2 separate regions of the Homo sapiens genome follow, and region 1 is linked to region 2. The links are chromatin loops, found by intact Hi-C in ENCODE. Cell type or tissue: heart left ventricle. All regions are shown on one strand. Region 1 overlaps P3R3URF-PIK3R3 (P3R3URF-PIK3R3 readthrough). Region 2 overlaps P3R3URF-PIK3R3 (P3R3URF-PIK3R3 readthrough).

Region 1 (2,500 bases), 85 kb before region 2:
GAGGTCCAGAGAGGGAACAGGCCCTTCCAAGGGTCACACAGAACCACTGCTGTCCCCAACACTCCCCTTGGCACCAAGGACACAGAACTGAATCAGTCGTGGTCCTTGTTCTTGAGAGCTTGCACCCTAATGGAGAAAACAGACTAGCAGACACACCAAGAAAAATGTCAGGGCTAAAAGAGAGGCTTGGACTTAGTATACTAAGAGCTTAGAGAAGTAGGGACACAGACCTCCTAGAGGCTCCACAGAAGATAGCATAGGTATTTTTTTTTAAATTTAATTTAATTTAATTAATTTATTTTTTTGAGATGGAGTCTCGCTCTGTCGCCCTGGTTGGAGTGCAGTGGTGTGATCTAGGCTCACTGCAACTTCCGCCTCCCAGATTCAAGTGCATGCGTCAGCCTCCCAAGTAGCTGAGGTTACAAGCATGCGCCACCACACACAGCTAATTTTGGTATTTTTAGTAGAGACAGGGTTTCACCATGTTGGCCAGGCTGGTCTCAAACTCCTGATTTCAAGTGATCTGCTGTCCTCAGCCTCCCAAAGTGCTGGGATTACAGGCATGAGTCACTGCACCCGGCCACAGGTAGTTTTTAAATTGGGCTTAAAGAATGGGCAAAATTTTAGCTAATGCAAAGGGGAAAGAACTTTCTTGATTGAGAAACAGCGTGAGTGGAAGCCCAGAGCGGGCACTGATTGGCCGTGTGAGATGACTGAAGGGCAGCAGTATAGCCAGGGCCAGGACTTGAGGTCAGGATGCCTGTGCTCTGTGAGCACACAGTAGTCACCAAGGTGCAGGCCTCAGGGATATGAGGACCCCAGAAGGAGCAGGTAGGGGGAACCTGGTGAGACTACAGCTGGGAGATTCTTAACAGTAGAGGTGGGGGCTGTTATACTCACCACCTCCAGGCTGGCAGTTTCCTTTAATCCAAGACACACATACACACAAAGCCTTTACCCTTATCTCCCTCCACGAGAACCCAGGCCCACCTCGAGATCTGGCCTAGAGGAGGAGGCTGCTCCTCACCTAGCTAGCTGCGCCTCCACCCAGGTTTCAAGGCCAGGGTGCACACCCCCTCCTTGCAGTAGCTTCCTCCCCACTGCCCCATTTCCCATCCCCCCACACCCTCGTCTCTGGACCAGGAAGGGATGGGGACATCCAGAGCTTCGGAGCTTTGGCAGCAGCTAGCCTTCTCGCGGCTGCTGTGATGCAAATCCGCTCCGGATTTATTCGCGGGGCGTTCTTTCCGTAAAGCGAGGCGCACCCGGCGCCAGCGCTTGGCTGGAAGTGCCTTTCCTGGCCCTGACCCAAGGTCGCCAGGGCCCAGAATTGGGGGTGCCTTCCCCGCTAGAGTCCCGCAGCTAGGGTCCTGGGCGCGCGGGTGGGAGCGAAGCAGGTAGTCGCGGGGTGGGGCTATAATTAACCGCGCCGGGCGCGGAGTCAGGAAAAGGAAGCCAAGATCTTGAAGGACCTCCTGAGCCTGGTTGAACGCAGCTAGAAGTGCGGGGTCTGGGGAGCTCCTTAAACAGGCTGGACCCTGGTCTCGAGGTCTGAGCCTGGGTTTTGGTAAAGAAAATTTGAAGGTTTGAGGCTGGCAAGCATGTTTAAGGTTGGGGGCGTGGGGTGGAGGATGTAGAATCCACGTCCCCTATCCGGAAAGCGGCTCCATTGTCTTGCTTGTCCCTGTCTAAACGCAGTTTGGACACGACTAGCGAATTCGACCGATTACTGTTCTCATCCTCGAGGTACCCTCGCAAGGAAGCGAAGTGGGCTCACTAGCAGTTACTACTCAAGGGCCTGACAGCCTGAAGCTTCTGGGGACCGGAAGGAGGGGTGGGGGAAGGGCATGCCGAACTAGGGGTGTGCTGTGTACTTCCAGAGGCTCCAGCTTCAGAAAAGAGAACTGCAGTTTGTGGTGTAAAAAGCTTGTATGACCTGGCCAGGTGTGGTGGCTCACGCCTCCCAGCACTTTGGGAGGCAGAGGCGGGCAGATCACTTGAGGCCAGGAGTTGGAGAACAGCCCGGCCAACATGGTGAAACCCCGTCTCTACTAAAAATACAAAAATTAGCCAGGCATGGAGGCGCACACCTGTAATCCCAACTACTCGGGGGCTGAAGCACAAGAGTCGCTTGAACCTGGGAGGCTGAGGTTGCACTGAGCCAAGATCATGTCACTGCACTCCAGCCTGGGCGACAGAGCGAGACTCTGTCTCAGAAAAAAAAAGAAAAGAAAAGAAAAGAAAAGAAAAAAGCCTATAAGCATAGGAATAGACAGATGGTATTATTGAGTGCCTATGCATACCAGATGAAGTGTGTTCACCAAATTGACCAAAAAAAGAGTGCTTCTTATTTTTTCTTGGTACCTTCATAATAAAAGGACAGGCCGGGCACGGTGGCTCACGCCTGTAATCCCAGCACTTTGGGAGGCCGAGGCGGGCGAATCACGAGGTCAGGAGATCGAGACCATCCTGGCTAACACAGGTGAAACCCCGTCTCTAC
Region 2 (2,500 bases):
ATTGAAAGGATTCTTTTATGTATTTAGATACAAGTACAAAAATATATTTATAGATACATTTACAAATATTTACAAAAATATATTTTATCATTTCTACTTACAAAAACGTTCTCCCATGCTATAGGTTGTCTCTTCACTTTCTTGGTGATGTCCTTTGAAGTACAGAAGTTTTTAATTTTGATGCAGTTAATCTATTTTTTTCTTGTTTGTTATTTTCAGTGTCATATTTAAGAAACCATTACCTAATCTAAAGTCACAAAGATTTAAGCCTATTTTTTCTTGTAAGAATTTTATAGTTTTAGGTCTTGATATTTAGGTCTTTGATCAATTTTTAGTTAATTTTGGTGTGAGGCAGGGATCCAACTTCATTCTTTTTGCATGTGGATATCTGCTTGTTCCAGAACAATTTGTTAAAAAGAATATTCTTTCCCTCATTGAATTATTTTGACATCCATGTTGAAAATCAGTTGACTAAGGGACTTTATTTCTTTATTTGTTTATTTTTGAGACAAAATCTCACTCTGTCTCCAGGCTGGAGTGCAGTGGTGCAATCTCGGCTCACTGCAACCTCTGCCTCCCGGGTTCTAGCAATTCTCCTGCTTCAGCCTCCCGAGTAGCTGGGATTACAGGTGTGCACCACCACGCCCAGCTAATATTTGTATTTTTAGTAGAGATGGGGTTTAATCATGTTGGCCAGGCTGGTCTCAAACTCCTGACCTCGAACTCCTGACCTCAGCTGATCTGTCCGCCTCCACCTCTCAAAGTGCTGGGATTACAGGTGTGAGCCACCGTACCCGGCCAACTAAGGGACTTCTCTTTGGGGGGAAATATTCACATTGTTCTCCTTCCCCCCAAGATTGCTTACAATTTTTTGGTTAAATTAAGAAAAAAGAAACAATCTCAAAAAAGTTACAAGTACAGTTCAAAGAACATAATTTTTTTGAATCATTTGAAAGTAGATTGTCAACGTGATGCCATATGATGACCATGTTGTGTGTATTTCCCACAAACAAGAACATTTTCCTACAGAAGCACAATATAACCATCAAAATCAGAAAACTAACACTGCTGTACTACTACTATGTCATACTCAGATCCCATTCAAGTTTTGCCCATTGTCGCAGTGTTGTCCTTAATAGCAAAAAATATCCAGTCCAGAATTACACATTGCATTTAATTGTCAGGATTCTTTAGTCTTCTTCAATCTGAAACATTTCCTCAGTCTTTCCTTGACCCTCATGACCTGTACATTGTTGAAGATTACAGGTAAGTTATTTTGTAGAATACCCCTCAATCATGGTTTGTCTGATGTTTCTTTATGATTAGATTCAGTTTATACATATTTGGCAGGAATGTCACAGAAGTGATGTTACATCCTTTTTAGTGTATTGTATTGGGGCCCACAGTTTTGCCATTATTTCTAATATTAACCTTGATTCTTGATTAAGGTGGTATTTGCCAGGCTTTTTCACTATTATTGTTTTTCCTTTTGCAGTTAGGATTTTGTGGGACAGTATATTGAGATAACAGTAATCTTGGTCCTCATCGATCTTTGTTTCTTTTATTTATTTATTTATTTATTTATATCTGCATGAACACATATATTCCTATTTTGTTTAATGAGTTATATTTCTTTACTATTATTATTTGTATTGATATGCCAGCTGTTCCAGATTTGGTCAGTGAGAGCCCCTTCCAGTTCGCTGTTTTGTTCTTTTAACATAGCCTCTCCCATTCTTTGAGCACTTCCTTCCTTTTTGGCACATGATGATGTTCAGGCTCATTTGGTACTTGCTCTATTCTGTCCCTGGAATCAGCAATTTCTTCAAAGAGCCCTGGTTCCTTTTAGTAGAGAATGGTATTAGAAAGCAAGGTCTAGGTGCTCAGTGTACATATTGGGGTGTTGTTGCCCCCAGGACCTCTCAGGGCAGCAGTCCCCAACCTTTCTGGCACCAGGGACCAGTTTCATTGCTGGGGTGGGGTTAGGCTGGGGGTATTGGTTTCAGGATGAAACTATACCACCTCAGATCATCAGGCATTAGTTAGATTTTCATAAGGATCACACAACCTCGATCCCTCACATGTGCAGTTCACAGTAGGGTTTGTGCTTCTATGAGAATCTAATGCCGAAGCTCAGGCAGTAATGTTCACTTGCCCACTGCTCACTTCCTGCTGTGTGGCGCTTTTCCTAACAGGCCGTGGACCAGTGCCAGTCCGCAGCCCGGGGGTTAGGGAATCTCTGTCTCGGGACAGAGCTAGGGAATATATGTATTCTGTGTATAGACATTTACATATTTATGTTTATATACATTGAAATTCATGAGTTGATATCTGTAGCTCTAATTCTAGTCCAAGACAAGGGGGTTCATTCTATTACAGTTGAGCAAATTATTAATAACATAACCATCATTTCATAGTTACCCTTTTTTTTGGTAGTAAGAATACCTAAAATTTACTCACTTGGCAGATTACCAGTATATAATACAATGTTATTAACTAT

What was found. Hi-C counts contacts between places; a loop is a spot of excess contacts. Peaks named below come from ENCODE experiments on the same cell type or tissue, not always from the same donor. Only the 100,000 strongest peaks of a DNase experiment are listed, where the experiment ranks them.
Region 1: it touches region 2 in a loop (2.5-fold over the local background); 3 of 110 quality-filtered maps call a loop at or near these places.

Annotation. Positions count from the first base shown.
Region 1 is chr1:46,165,956-46,168,455 of GRCh38, reverse strand. The region is part of intron 1 of P3R3URF-PIK3R3 (P3R3URF-PIK3R3 readthrough); the gene reads left to right. It also overlaps a transcript of PIK3R3 not described here. Among named protein-coding and RNA genes, the nearest start is that of TSPAN1, 7.9 kb to the left of the region's middle. RefSeq lists an enhancer at 1,374-1,443. In heart left ventricle, no CTCF peak of the experiment used is centred here; DNase peaks (open chromatin) are centred at 1,295 and 1,826; H3K4me3 peaks cover 1,241 bases; H3K27ac peaks cover 2,486 bases.
Region 2 is chr1:46,081,083-46,083,582 of GRCh38, reverse strand. All of the region lies in intron 1 of P3R3URF-PIK3R3 (P3R3URF-PIK3R3 readthrough), which reads left to right. All of the region lies in intron 1 of PIK3R3 (phosphoinositide-3-kinase regulatory subunit 3), which reads left to right. Among named protein-coding and RNA genes, the nearest start is that of PIK3R3, 50 kb to the left of the region's middle. In heart left ventricle, no CTCF peak of the experiment used is centred here; no DNase peak of the experiment used is centred here; H3K27ac peaks cover 344 bases.